Regions from separate parts of the Mus musculus genome. Here region 1 is linked to region 2. A link is a loop called in an ENCODE intact Hi-C map of the cell type or tissue named here. Cell type or tissue: left cerebral cortex. All regions are shown on one strand.

Evidence for each region. Peaks named below come from ENCODE experiments on the same cell type or tissue, not always from the same donor. Only the 100,000 strongest peaks of a DNase experiment are listed, where the experiment ranks them.
Region 1: it touches region 2 in a loop (2.5-fold over the local background); 10 of 42 quality-filtered maps call a loop at or near these places.

Annotation. Positions count from the first base shown.
Region 1 is chr6:70,603,673-70,611,672 of GRCm38, reverse strand. It overlaps Igk and Igkv3-7. Among named protein-coding and RNA genes, the nearest start is that of Gm46961, 110 kb to the left of the region's middle. In left cerebral cortex, no CTCF peak of the experiment used is centred here; a DNase peak (open chromatin) is centred at 3,724.
Region 2 is chr6:70,501,424-70,509,423 of GRCm38, reverse strand. It overlaps Igk. Among named protein-coding and RNA genes, the nearest start is that of Gm46961, 210 kb to the left of the region's middle. In left cerebral cortex, no CTCF peak of the experiment used is centred here; no DNase peak of the experiment used is centred here.

The DNA.
Region 1 (8,000 bases), 100 kb before region 2:
AAGGAGTTGGGGGCTCCCAGGTAGGTAGGAACTATGGCCTAGCTAATGAGGAGGAGGCCCTTACTAATCTCCACTATTCTTTAGTCTTTTGAACTCCAGCATTGGGATGTTACAGGAACTTTGAGACTCTGTGACTTCAAGTCATCTATTTTGATTTCTCATTCCTTCTAAGATTACAATTTTAGAGCATACTGTCTTTGATGAGGGAATGAAATGGGGTTCTTGAGATGAACATTGACTGGGATGTTAATGGAGGCATTGGAAATTTTTTCTCTGTGTCATTGAAAGACCTGGATTATTAGTTCTTCAACGAGGGACAAGCAAATAGCCTGCTATGCATCCACAAGACTAGTGGGATGGATTTTGGCCAGAATGTCTCTTTCTAGCAGAGGAGCTGTCATGCTTGGTTTCATTAAGTAGTTATGATAGAAGAGTAAATGTTTTACTATGAAGAACAGAGGTTGGGAGATATATGAAAGTAAAAGCTTTTCTGTGATGACTCATGGTATACTAAGAGAGGAGTTGAGAACCAGATTATGAAAAATAATTGAATACCCAGTTTCAGAATTTAGAAGGAGGTTCACCTCCTTCCCCTCAGTGCTCAGAATCATATGCAGCTCCTGGATGATCACGGTGTCTAAGCACCGAGAGCTCACAGCTTAAGAAATTAACAGTGCTGTTGGATCATTTGTGGGGAGGGGTCATGATGCAGAAAATTCTGCTACCAAAGATAGTCTAGTTCGAGTGTTCCCTCTATCACAGTGCATGGGTAATGGCAGTTTCCTTTGCTTGCAAGGGCACTCTTTCTTTTAATTTCTTGACTGTCATCAAATATAGCAGGTAATCTGTAAGGCTATTTAGAAATCCTTAGGCCTTCATGATTGTGAGGTCACTGCCAGGCTGTCACCTTATTCTGTTCTTTTTTGTTGTGCATTCTTCAGAGATCCATTATAAAAGACTGAAATGTCAGTCTTCAGGAGATTATTTAAGGTATGTATTAGTCCAAGGGCTAGTTCATATACCTTCCTTCTAATATCTGGGTTTATTTGTTTATAAATGTATTTGTTTAAATTAGTTTCCCTTTTACAGACTCCATAGAGAGAGATGAGTGGTGCATTAATGTGCCTCTGTGTTTTTTAAAGAAGCCAGAGTGTTTTCGCCCAAGGCTTCGACCTTTAGAAAACAATTTGGGGTAGATTAGATTTGATCTTGGCCCTTGTTAATCCCTTTAGAATATAAGCTTGAAAATATTTATCTTGCTGTTCCAAGAAAATACTGTCATGGACCCATTAAAGGATTTCTGAGGAACTGACCTCCTTTACTGTGGGTTCTCTTTCCCCTTCACAAAAGAACTGGCAAGCTGGACCATAGGATACAAGAAGGTCATCAGCATGAGATTAAGCATCCTAGAAACTACTTGTTTTCCTGGACTTATATTTGTCTGACATAGGACTAACATTATCTTCTTGTAGTTTATATTCATTAACAGGGTGCGGTTTTGGAAAGCTTCAGTATATTGGTCAGGGTCAACTGAAAATCTCTAAATCAGATTTAATTCGATTTAAGTTTTGAAATTTAAGGGGATTTACATTCTGGAGAGCAAAAGTTCACTTGACATTTCCCTGAAGTGGAAAGTAAAGGAGTTGAGGACCACTTGTAGGTGGTTGATTAGAGGAGGTGACCCTCAGAATGAACCTGGAGATAGTGGGCTGGGTCACTTGCAGGGGGCAAACAGAAGATCCCACATATGCTTCTCTCAGAGAAGCATTGAGCAGCACAGATGCAGTACTGGAGGAGGCTAGAAGGGTAGATTCCATGTAACAGTGACTGTCCATAGAGAATTAACTCTCCCAGGAAAGCAAAACATATTTACATAGAGGGGGTCTGAGATCATTTTCCAGCTCATGGCTGGATCGTTCTAGTTGGATGGTAGTATTATAATTAGTACTTCTCTTAGGAGGCCATTTTCTCTCTTTTCTAGTCTATTCGCACAGAAAACGATAGTATAGGAAAAAAGCACTTCTCCATTAGGGATATAGATCCAAGGACTATTTAGCACTTTAGAAAGGTCCAAGTTGATGAGAGCTCATTGCATCACTGCAAAGAGAAGGAAGGTATCCATTAAGTCCTCTCTTCCCCTGGATACCATGTATGGAATGTTCCCTGATGACACCTTATCTCAAACAATGTGGAATTTGAGGACCAACACCGTGTTGTTCTTTGTTATATTCACTCACATATTTCATACACCATACACAAAAGACAAAGAAAGAAAGAAAGATAGAAAAGAACAAAAGAAAAGGGTAGGAAGACATTGAACACAAATATAGAAACTTAAAAATGAAAAATATTTGATCAAGAGAAAAGGAAAATCAATAAATCTGATATTAAAACTTAATTTGGAGATGGACACAGAGATAGTGGAACAAATTAAGGAAATAACTGTAGCATAGCCTATGTTTCTAAGAAACTATAGTAGGCTGTTTGTGAGGGCAAGCAAATAAATGCAATTGGAGAATAAACACACTGGCATGAGAATGTCAGCCTGTATCTTAAAGATTAACTGACAAACTTGACTACTCAATGCTCTTTTTAACTTAAATGAAGGACAACTATGCTTCCATCAAGTCTTCCATTGCTTTAGGGAAAAAGGGGTTACTAAATCTAAAGGAGTACCTTATAGATGGCAGATCAGAGGTGAATAAATGAGTTAGCAGTTCAGAGCACTACTTGTTCTTGCAGAATTCCCCAGTTTGTTTTCCAGCTCACATCAACTACCTCAAAACCTCCTGTATCTCAGGCTCCCTGGTATCTGATGCCCTCTTCTGACTTCTATGAGCACTCACACTTGCACCCCTCCCCCATATACACAATTTAAAATGAAAATAAATGATTAAAGGAAAAGAAATAGTACCCAAGGCTGGCACGGTTGCTCCGTTGCTCACCCTGTCCCAGGAAGCACGCTCACAGAAGACTGATGACGTGAGTGTGGTTCCCAGACTGGACCTGGTGGAAAGAAAGAACTAAATTCTTCAGGTTATCCTTTCATAGACACATACACACACACACACACACACACACACACACACACACACACACACACACACTCCCACACCATACACAAACACACTCCCACATACACATACACACACACACACAAACATACACACACAAACATAACACAGTAAGTATCTTAGATTAACACTATTTTTCAGTGATATAATTTGTATTTCTTAACCCTTTCTATCTGCAGAATTATAAATAAGAGACAGTAAATCCTCAGTGACTGGAAAGTCAATGGAGGATGCTGAGGATGTTGGGAATAGACAGAAATGTGGTCAGAGAGTAAGGGGAGAGGGAAAATTATCCAAACATAAATATGTGTTAATAAAAATTTAAATGACAAAAACATTTAAAACAATCATATATTTTGTTGGGAAATAATTAAATTAGAAAGCATGAAGGATGGGACACACATACATATCTGTTCATAAGACTTGTATCATTGTTTGAGATATTTTTCCAAACAAGCCTATAGCTCTGTTTTGAGATGTTAGAGAGTAAGAGAGAACTGAGAGACTGAGCCTCAGTGAGCTGCAACCCCAGGAGGTTTTTGTTCAGCCCTGGAGCACTGTGGGAGGAATCTCCCAACTGTGCTGACAGTAATATGTTGCAGTATCCTCCTCCTCCACAGGATGGATGTTGAGGGTGAAGTCTGTCCCAGACCCACTGCCACTGAACCTGGCAGGGACCCCAGATTCTAGGTTGGATGCATACTTGATGAGGAGTTTGGGTGGCTGTCCTGGTTTCTGTTGGTACCAGTGCATATAACTATAGCTAGATGTACTGACACTTTGGCTGGCCCTGCATGAGATGGTGGCCCTCTGCCCCAGAGATACAGCTAAGGAAGCAGGAGACTGTGTCAGCACAATGTCACCAGTGGAACCTGGAATGATAAACACAAAGATTATTTTTATATATCTTTAAAAGCCTTCACAGCAGAGGACCTTTTCATTTAAATTTTTAAGAATAATTTTGGACATCACTCTGAGAAAATGGAAAATTCAGGGGACTGGGGAAACTTAAAACCAGTGACAAATGCCCTAATTATAGTGATCAAGAACAGAGAGGCATGGAGCATCATAATGGCCACAGAGGTTGCTCATAACACTTATCTGTACCCTCACCTGGAACCCAGAGCAGCAGCACCCATAGCAGGAGTGTGTCTGTCTCCATCTCTGAGAGCTAGAAGAGAGGATGCTTCTTAGCTTCCTGGCAGCTGCCCTTAAAGAATTCTGGGATGTTGTATAATGACTCCATATGCAAATCAGCTCAGCAGAGTGTATACTGTTGGTCAAAGGGCACCTGCTCCTCTTTCACCCACAGGGAGTTGGTTTCAGCAGAAAACGTACTAGAGCATCACATGTGTCTTAAAGGACCCTTCTAAATACAGGTCTTTTTTGAGACACGATTTCTCTATCTATTCTTGGTTGTCCTGTAGCTCACACTGTAGACCAGATCCTCTTGTATCTGCCTCTTGAGTGCTGGCATTAAAAGTTTGTACCACACCACCCAGGTTTTCCTTGTAGTCTACTCTATTAAATATTTACCCTCTAGCCTTTTTGAGGTGTGAGGCAGGGTAGTGCTTTGTGGCTGAATTATATAGAGAATGTAAGTTATTTCAAGAACTTTATCTCTCAATTTTTACACACTCAAATTAAAGCATTATCTGAAAGGGAATAGAGAAAAATGATTCAATGAAGAAAAGTAACATAATTCTTGGCATGCTACCTTATTTTTTTAGATCCATGTTTTAGAATTGTGTGTATGATGTGTCTTTTTATGCTTGTATATTTGTTCATGTTCATATTTGAAGGCAACTTCTCTGGCCATGGTATGTTGGTCAAGATCAGAAGACAAGTTTGAGTGTAGATCTGAAGCAAGGAACAGATGAAATGCTTTTTAGGCTAGACTCTTGTGGGGATTCTCTTGTTTCCTTTCATCTATCATCTTGCCACAACATTACTCGAAATACAGTCCATGCTGGTGCTACATATGACTTTTTGTGGGTACCTGGGATGTGAGCCAGGTCCTCACATCTATGTGATAAGCACTTTGCCCACAGAGCAACCCTGTCAGCCGATTGTCTTCAGGTAAACCAGTGAGAGGAATGCTTTTTTACTGAACAGAAATAATACTGCAAGAAATGTAGGAGTTCAAAAATGAAGAAAAGAAACATGTAAAGAAGATGTGTCCAGATACTTCATTTTTGAAAACATCCAAGATTATTAAAAGAGAGATATCTTTTGTTTTGTCATGGCGATAAAAAGCTAATGAATATAATTCACTATTCTTTTCCCAAGAATTTGTAAGATAGACAGATAGATGAACAGATAAATAGAAAAAGAAGTGAATATTTCTTCATATCCTCAGATTGCTGCCTCCTTTCTAGGTTTAATTAGTCAGAAGGATGGATTCCTAGCAAGATTTTAAGATGTGATGTGACACTGTAGTATTTTAATTAAGCAACAAAATAAAGTTGTAAGCATCGTTATGATACTTACAACTTATGATAAGAAGGAACAGTAAGAAGCACTTAAATCTGAAGAATAGGAAGAAAGGAGGAAGGCAAGAAGGAAGAAGAGGAAAAGAAGGACCAGTGAAGAGGAAAGGAGAAAGAATGAGAAAGAAAGGAGTGATCTAAGAGGGAGGATGAAGGAAAGATTGGCAATTTTCTCGTCTTTAGCTTACGCACACTATTCCTTTTTTCAGGTCTCTGCAATCTAGAGATGGATCCTTTTGTTTCATTATGCACATTCACTGTACTGAATCAGCTACAGTTCAAAGATGAGATAAACAGGGCAAAACAAACACACAATCCATGATATTAAGTTCTTCTTCATATTTTACCTTCCTTTTTGAGGTATGCTTAATTTTAGTTGATTTTTGTATTCAAAATTAGAATGTTGACCTGTTATAACGTGGGAAGTTGGGCGATATTTCTCATTTATGCCCAGAATAAAAACTACCTCTATATTATGCAATATATATTATCCATGCCAAGGGCCATACATTTTAAATATCCCCATATCTTATAATTATTACCTTAAGGCTGGTTATTGTTGGTGGAAGACAATAATAAATATTTCTGATGTTATTCTACTGATTCTATGAGCTGCCCCCATAGCTCTTGATGCTCTTGCCTTGCCTTGTATATAGCATCAAGAACTGCACTTCTGCTAGGTATGAAGATGCACTCTAGTATTCCAAACATGTAACAAGCTGAGACAGGAGGATCTTGAGATTGCAGCTCTCTAGGACACATAAGTTGGGTTACACAGATGACCAAATCTTCTGCCCAGCTCCAAACCCACATTTTCATCTATTTTTGCTCATAGTCCTGCTAATACATATTATTATTTATAACATCTTTTCTCTCTCTCTCTCTCTCTCTTTTTAAAATTAACTTCTAACTTAGCTTTCTATTCATTTATATTGGTACTTTTCCTTCAGTGCAGCAGAACGGCCCTCTCACCATGAAAGGAAATCTTCTGTCCTTAAATCCTGATGGTGGAATAACACTTGGCTCATATATTTGTACATGTCAGGCTTAAGAATTCTATAGGGCTTAACACAGAGTCATGGTTCAATTCTTGCTTTTTTTTTGTTGGTTTTTTTTTTGTTTTTTGTTTGTTTTGTTTTTTTTAAATTAAACCTCAAAGTAGTTTTAATTTTTACTTCCTTGATAGATAAGAAAGTTTAACTCTTTTAAAAAAATATTTACTTGCTATTTCTATTTCTTCTTTTGAGTAGCACCAGCTAAGTTCTTTTTTTTAAATTGATATTTTATTTTATTTACATTTCAAACGTTATCTACTTTCCAGGTTTCCCCTCTCTAAACCCTCTATCCCATTCTCCCCTTACCCTGCTTTGAGGGTGTTCCTCCAACAACCTACCCACTCCTGCCTCACTGCCTTAGCATTCCTCTACAGTGGGGCATTAAGTTTTCACAGGTCCAAAGGTCTCCCCTCCCATTATGCCAGGTAAGACCCCTTCAGCTCCTTCAGTCTTTTCCCTAACTCCTCCATTACAGTCGATATGCTCATTTGGATGGTCGGCTGTGAGCATCCACATCTGTATTTGTCAGGATCTGGCAGAGCCTCTGAGGAGACAGCTGTGTCAGTCTCCTGTCAGCAAGAACTTCCTGGCATCAGCAATAGTGCTTGGGTTTGGTGTTTGCATGTGGGATGGATCCCCAGGTTGGGTAGTCTCTGGATATCCTTTCCTTCAATCCCTGCTGTACTCTTGTCCCTGTATTTCCATTAGACAGGAACAATTCCGGGTTAAAAATTTTTATATGGGTGGGTGGCCCCATCCCTCAACTAGGGGGGGCATGCCTAACCTCTAGATATGGTTTTGACAGGTTCTCCCTCCCCTTTGTAGGGTATTTCAGTTAATGTCATCCCTGTGAAGTCCTGGAACCTCTTACTTTCCTGGCATCTAGAACCTTTTGGTTGCTACACCCACTCTCCTCTCCCCTATTGCTATATAACTCTGTTCAATCTTCTGTCTCTCTGTACATCTCCTCAATTTCTTCCCATACCTGATTCTTCACCTCTATCCCCCCTCCCCATCTTCTCTTTCTCTCAATTCCCTCCCAACCTCTCCTTCCCTTTATTATTTTGTCCCCCCTTCTAAGTAGGACTGAGGCAACCATTCTTTGGTCTTTCTTCTTCTTGATTTTCCTGTGGTCTGTGAGTCTATTCCATGCTCTTTGCCTAATATCTACTCATCAGTGAGTATGTACCATGTGTGTTCTTTTGTTAGTGATTTACCTCACTCAGGATGATATTTTCTAGATTCATCCACTTTTCTGCTAATTTCATCAAGTAGTTGTTTTTAATAGCTGATTAAGCCTTCCCATTGCCATCTGCACCCTGAAGCTAATGCTCTTCCACAGCCCTCTGTATACAGGACCCACCAGGAGAGAGCTGGTCTCA
Region 2 (8,000 bases):
GATTTTATAGTATTCCAGAATTGATTCAAATAATTTTAGGAAGTTAGTTGTGAGAGATGGTTTTAGTTGTTTTGCCAGAAATATATACAGTTAGAATCAAGAGTAAAATGTGCCCATTCCTCTTAAAAGAGTAAGTAAACACTGCATAATAAGAAATACAACGAGCTTTCATAAATTAAAACTAAAAAGTGATATAGGCTTGGGACAAATTTGTGTTCAAGGAAAAAACATTCCTCTCCAAGTATATAGTCACAGGTGTGCACTATGATAAGGCAAGGCCATGCAAAAAACTCTTGCTTTGAATTTATAATGAGGTTATAGAATGAAACCCTGCCTTGAACTTGTTATTGATTCTTGATTTTTGATATTGTTCTGTTAAGTCCTCTGTGTAACATTTTAGCTATGAGATAATTCTTTCTTACATAGAGGACTTTTTGTCTAGAAACATAAAAAGCTGAAAGTAATAATAAAAGGTGGTGCAGACATTTCTGCTTCATCCCATGTGAGTGTTGTCTGTGCCAGTGCCTTCTTTCTTTCCTTTTCTCAAAAGAGCACATATGATATGCTCTCACTGATAAGTGGATATTAGCCCAGAAGCTCAGAATTCTTCTTAGAAGGGGGGAACCAAATATCCATGGAAGATGTTAAATAGACACAGTTCAGAGCATAGACTGAAGGAACAACCATCCTGAAACTGCCCCACTTGGGGATCCATCCCATAAACAACCACCAAACCCAGACACTATGGCAGATGCCAATAAGTGCTTGCTGACAGGAGCCTGATATAGCTGTCTCCTGAAGGGCTCTGCCAGTGCCTGGGAAATACAGAAGTGGATGGTTACAATCATCCATTGGATGGAGCACAGGGTTCCCAATGAAGGAGCTAGAGAAAGTACTCAAGGAGCTGAAGTGTTTGAAGCACCATAGGAGGAACTTCAGTATAAACTAATCAGTACCCCCAGAGCTCCTTGGAAGTAAACCACCAATCAAAGAAAACACATGGTGGAACTTCTGGCTCTAGCTATATATGTAGCAGAGGATGGCCTAGTCTGTCATCAATGGGAGGAGAGGCCCTCAGTCCTGTGAAGGTTCTATGCCCCAGTGTAGTGAAATGACAGGATGAGGAATGGGAGTGGGTTGGTTGGGGAGCAGGGGGAGGGGGAGGGGATAGGGGATTTTCTGAATGGAAACTAGGAAAGGGGATAACATTTAAAATGTAAATAAAGAAAATATATAATAATTATTTAAAAAATAAAAAAGAAAATTTAATTTAAACTAATATATATTAATACACACACACACACACACACACACATACACACACACACACACACACACACAAGTACAGACATATAGGTTTTATAGGTAGTTAAACATGCCTTCTTAGGACTTTTCCAGACACCCTTTCTGTTATTTTCTTCTCTGTTTTCCTTCTATATTTCTCACTCTACACCTAGTTAAAATACCTAATTTTCACCTTGAATCACTTAACTTCTCCTACCTATTGTTTCCTTTTCCCAGAGATGTATTTATTTAATTGTTTGAGTGTTATATTTGCATGTAAGCCTGCATATCAGAAAAGGGCAAAGAATTACATCATAGATGGTTGTGTTTGCTGGGAATTGAACTTAGGACCTCTACAAGACCTGTTAGTTCTCTTAGTGTTCTTAACCACTAAGCCATATCTCCAGCCATCCGATTTTTACCTTCATAGTTTCTTCAGTTACTCTAGGTTATATACTTGAATGTGGATTTGGAACTAGGAGTTTCTGATGAGAGAATATGTGCTGTTTGTCTTTCTGGTTGTGGGTTACCTCACTCAATATGACCTTTACTAGTTCCTTCAATTACCTTCAAATATTATTTTTTATGACTGAATAATAATAATATTTCATAGTGTCTATGGGCAAAATTATCCATTTGTCTGTTAAAGTACATTTTGGTTGTTTTCAATGAACTTTATGTGGAACAGGGGGTTGGTAGATTCCTTTAGGCTTATGGAAAGAATGTAATGGCAGGGTCATATGATAGATTATGATAGATTTATTTCATAGTTTTATGTGGTTTTCCACATTGATTTACAGAGTGCCTAGACTAGTTTCCAACCCTCCCACCAGTGGATGAGGGTCCCCTTTCCCCATATCATTTGAGGTTAGTTGTTTCCTTGATCTTTGCCACTCTAACTGGGGCAAGATGAAATCTCAAAGTTGTTTTTAACTTACATTTTTCTAATCTCTGGGAATAAAGCTTAAAGATATCTCTTACCCATTGTTATCTCTAGTTTTGAGGACGCTTCAGATAACAAGCCAATTTTTGGAATGAGCTATTTGGGTTTGTTTGTTATATTCTTTTACTTTTTTTTTTTTTTTTTTTTTTTTTTTATTGAGCGCTTTGTTCTGGATTTTAGTCCTCTGTTAGACATTTACCTGGCAAAAATTCTCTCCTTCTCTGTGGGTTTCTTCTCATCCTGACTATGTTATCTTTAGCAATCTTGGGAATTTTTAATTTCATGATGTTTCACTAGTTAATAGCTGACTTTAACTTTTGGACAACTGAAGTCTTATTCAGAAGTCCTTTCTACACTTATATCACTTAGAGTACTGCCTTTGCTTTGCTGTAGAAGTTTCAGTTTTTCAGTTTTCAGTCTTTGATCTATTTGAAGTTAGTTTTGTGGAAGGTGATAGATATGGGCTTAATTTCATTCTTAAATATTCTCTCTCTTGCACACACACACACACACACACACACACACACACACACACACACACACACACATTGAGGAGAAAGTTGGCAAAATCGAGAGCTTTAATTGTGGGTCCAATTGGTTAAAAATCAGTTTATGTTACTCACTTAATTTCTTTAGAGATCTTGACTAAAATTTTGTTCACTTCAAAAAGATGACATCTTGCAAAAAAGAAAATATAGGACTTGGACTCCCTTGGAACACACAAATGGAAAAAGTACAAACATAAATCCCAGGAAGGGACTCCTTTTTTTGTTATTACATTACATTTCCAATGCCATCCCAAAAGTCCCCCCCACAACCCCCCCCACTTCCCTAACCACCCATTCCCATTTTTTTGGCCCTGGCGTTCCACTGTACTTGGGCATATAAAGTTTGCAAGTCCAATGGGCCTCTCTTTCCAGTGATGGCTGACTAAGCCATCTTTTGATACATATGCAGCTACAGTCAAGAGCTCCGGGGTACTGGTTAGTTCATAATGTTGTTCCACCTATAGAGTTGCAGTTCCCTTTAGCTCCTTGGGTAATTTCTCTAGCTCCTCCATTGGGGGCCGTGTGACCCATCCAATAGCTGACTGTGATCATCCACTTCTGTGTTTGCTAGGCCCCGGCATAGTCTCACAAGAGAGAGCTATATCTGGGTCCTTTCAGCAAAATCTTGCTAGTGTATGCAATGGTGTCAGCATTTGGAAGCTGATTATGGGATGGATCCCTGCATATGGTAATCACTAGATGGTCCATCCTTTCGTCACAGCTCCAAATTTTGTCTCTGTAAATTCTTCCATGGGTGTTTTGTTCCCAATTCTAAGAAAGGGTAAAGTGTCCACACTTTGGTCTTCGTTCTTCTTGAATTTCATGTGTTTGGCAAGTTGTATCTTATATCTTGGGTATCCTAAGTTTCTGGGCTAATATCCACTTATCAGTGAATACATATTGTGTGAGTTCCTTTGTGATTGGGTTACTTCACTCAGGATGATACCCTCCAGGTCCATCCATTTGCCTAGGAATTTCATAAATTCATTTTTTTAATAGCTGAGTAGTATTCCATTTTGTAAATGTACCACATTTTCTGTATCCATTCCTTTGTTGAGGGGCATCTGGGTTCGTTCCAGCTTCTGGCTATTATAAACAAGGCTGCTATGAACATAGTGGAGCATGTGTTCTTCTTACCGGTTGGGACATCTTCTGGATATATGCCCAGGAGAGGTATTGCGGGATCCTCCAGTAGTACTATGTCCAATTTTCTGAGGAACCGCCAGACTGATTTCCAGAGTGGTTGTACAAGCTTGCAATCCCACCAAAAATGGAGGAGTGTTCCCCTTTCTCCACATCCTCGCCAACATCTGCTGTCACCTGAGTTTTTGATCTTAGCCATTCTGACTGGAGTGAAGTGGAATCTAGGTGTTGTTTTGATTTGCATTTCCCTGATGATTAAGGATGTTGAACATTTTTTTAGGTGCTTCTCTGCCATTCGGTATTCCTCAGGTGAGAATTCTTTGTTTAGCTCTGAGCCCCATTTTTTAATGGGGTTATTTGATTTTCTGGAGTCCACCTTCTTGAATTCTTTATATATATTGGATATTAGTCCCCTATCTGATTTGGGATAGGAAAAGATCCTTTTCCAATCTGTTGGTGGCCTTTTTGTCTTATTGACGGTGTCTTTTCCTTTGCAGAAGCTTTGCAATTTTATGAGGTCTCATTTATCAATTCTTGATCTTACAGCACAAGCCATTGCTGTTCTATTCAGGAATTTTTCCCCTGTACCCATATCTTCGAGGCTTTTCCCTACTTTCTCCTCTATAAGTTTCAGTGTCTCTGGTTTTATGTGAAGTTCCTTGATCCACTTAGATTTGACCTTAGTACAAGGAGATAGGAATGGATCAATTCACATTCTTCTACATGATAACAACCAGTAGTGCCAGCACCAATTGTTGAAAATGCTGTCTTTCCTCCACTGGATGGTTTTAGCTCCCTTGTCAAGGTCAAGTGATCATAGGTGTGTGGGTTCATTTCTGGGTCTTCACTTCTATTCCATTGGTCTACTTGTCTGTCAGTATACCAGTACCATGCAGTTTTTTATCACAATTGCTCTGTAGTAAAGCTTTAGATCAGGCATGGTGATTCCTCCAGAGGTTCTTTTATCTTTGAGAAGAGTTTTTGCTATCCTAGGCTTTTTGTTATTCCAGATGAATTTGCAGATTTCTCATACTAAATCATTGAAGAATTGAGTTGGAATTTTGATGGGGATTGCATTGAATCTGTAGATTGCTTTTGGCAAGATAGCCATTTTTACAATGTTGATCCTGCCAATCCATGAGCATGGGAGATCTTTCCATCTTCTGAGATCTTCTTTAATTTTTTTCTTCAGAGACTTGAAGTTTTTATTATACAGATCTTTCAATTCCTTAGTTAGAGTCACGCCAAGATATTTTATATTATTTGTGACTATTGAGAAGGGTGTTGTTTCCCTAATTTCTTTCTCAGCCTGTTTATTCTTTGTGTAGAGAAAGGCCATTGACTTGTTTGAGTTAATTTTATATCCAGCTACTTCACTGAAGCTTTTATTAGGTTTAGGAGTTCTCAGGTGGAATTTTTAGGGTCACTTATATATACTATCATATCATCTGCAAAAAGTGATATTTTGACTTCATCTTTTCCAATTTGTATCCCCTTGATCTCCTTTTGTTGTCAAATTGCTCTGGCTAGGAATTCAAGTACAATGTTGAATAGGTATGGAGAGAGTGGACTGCCTTGTCTAGTCCCTGATTTTAGTGGGATTGCTTCAAGCTTCTCACCATTTATTTTGATGTTGGCTCCTGGTTTGCTGTAGATTGCTTTTATCATGTTTAGGTATGGGCCTTGAATTCCTGATCTTTCGAAGACTTTTATCACGAATGGGTGTTGGATCTTGTCGAATGCTTTTTCCGCATCTAACGAGATGATCATGTGGTTTTTGTCTTTGGGTTTGTTTATATATTGGATTACATTGATGGATTTCAGTATATTAAACCATCACTGCATCCCTGGAATAAAACCTACTTGGTCAGGATGGATGATTGCTTTAATGTGTTCTTGGATTCGGTTAGCGAGAATTTTATTGAGCATTTTTGCATCAATATTAATAAGGGAAAATAGTCTGAAGTTCTCTATCTTTGTTGGACCTTTTTGTGGTTTAGGTATAAGAGTAATTGTGGGTTTGTAGAATGAGTTGGGTAGAGTTCCTTCTACTTCTATTTTGTGGAATAGTTTGTGCAGTACTGAAATTTGATCTTATTTGAAGGCCTGGTAGAACTCTGCACTAAACCCATCTGGTCCTGGGCTTTTTTTGGGTGGGATACTATTAATGACTGCTTGTATTTCTTTAGGGGATATGGGACTGTTTAGATCGTTAACTTGATCCTGATTTAACTTTTGTACCTGGTATCTATCTAAAATTTGTCCATTCCAACCAGGTTTTCCAGTTTTGTTGAGTATAGCCTTTTGTAGAAGGAACTGATGGTGTTTTGGATTTCTTCAGGATCTGCTGTTATGTCTCCCTTTTCATTTCTGATTTTGTTAATTAGGTTGTTGTCCCTGTGCCCTCTAGTGAGTCTAGCTAAGGGTTTATCTATCTTGTTGATTTTCTCAAAGAACCAACTCCTCGTTTGGTTAATTATTTGAATAGTTCTTCTTGTTTCCACTTGCTTGATTTCACCCCTGAGTTTGATTATTTCCTGCTGTCTACTCCTCTTGGGTGAATTTTCTTCCTTTTTTTTTCCTAGAGCTTTTAGGTGTGTTGTGAAGCTGCTAGTGTGTGCTCTCTCTGGTTTCTTTTTGGAGGCACTCAGAGCTATGAGTTTCCCTCTTAGAAATGCTTTCATTGTGTCCCATAGGTTTGGGTATGTTGTGGCTTCATTTTCACTAAACTCTAAAAAGTCTTTAATTTCTTCCTTTATTCCTTCCTTGACCAAGGTATCATTGAGAAGAGTGTTATTCAGTTTCCACGTGAATGTTGGCTTTTTATTATTTATGTTGTTATTGAAGATCAGCCTTTATCCAATGTGGTCTGATAGTATGCATGGGACAATTTCAATATTTTTGTATCTGTTGAGGCCTGTTTTGTGACCAATTATATGGTCAATTTTGGAGAAGGTCCCGTGAGGTTCTGAGAAGAAGGTATATCCTTTTGTTTTAGGATAAAATGTTCTGTAGATATCTGTTAAGTCCATTTGTTTCATAACTTCTGTTAGTTTCACTGTGTCCCTGTTTAGTTTCTGTTTCCACGATCTGTCCATTGATGAAAGTGGTGTGTTGAAGTCTCCCACTATTATTGTGTGAGGTGCAATGTGTGCTTTGAGCTTTACTAAAGTGTCTTTTATGAATGTGGCTGCCCTTGCATTTGGAGCATAGATATTCAGAAATGCAAGTTCCTCTTGGAGGATTTTATCTTTGATGAGTATGAAGTGTCCCTCCTGATAACTTTGGGTTGGAAGTCGATTTTATTCGATATCAGAATGGCTACTCCAGCTTGTTTCTTCTGACCATTTGCTTGGAAAATTGTTTTCCAGCCTTTCACTCTGAGGTAGTGTCTGTCTTATTCCCTGAGATGTGTTTCCTGTAAGCAGCAGAATGTTGGGTCCTGTTTGTGTAGCTAGTCTGTTAATCTATGTCTTTTTTTGGGGAATTGAGTTCATTGATATTAAGAGATATTAAGGAAAAGTAATTGTTGCTTCCTTTTATTTTTCTTGTTAAGAGTTGGCATTCTGTTCTTGTGGCAGTCTTCTTTTTGGTTTGTTGAGGAATTACTTTCTTGTTTTTTCTAGGGCGTGATTTCCGTCCTTGTATTTTTTTTTTCTGTTATTATTCTTTGAAGGGCTGGATTCGTGGAAAGATAATGTGTGAATTTGGTTTTGTCTTGGAATAATTTGGTTTCTCCATTTATGGTAATTGAGATGTGGCCGGGTATAGTAGCCTGGGCTGGCATTTGTGTTCCCTTAGTGTCTGTATAGCATCTGTCCAGGATCTTCTGGCTTTCATAGTCTCTGGTGAAAAATCTGGTGTAATTCTGATAGGCCTGCCTTTATATGTTACTTGACCTTTCTCCCTTACTGCTTTTAATATTCTATCTTTATTTAGTGCATTTGTTGTTCTGATTATTATGTGTCGGGAGGAATTTCTTTTCTGGTCCAGTCTATTTGGTGTTCTGTAGGCTTCTTGTATGATCATGGGCTTCTCTTTCTTTAGGTTTGGGAAGTTTTCATCTATTATTTTGTTGAAGA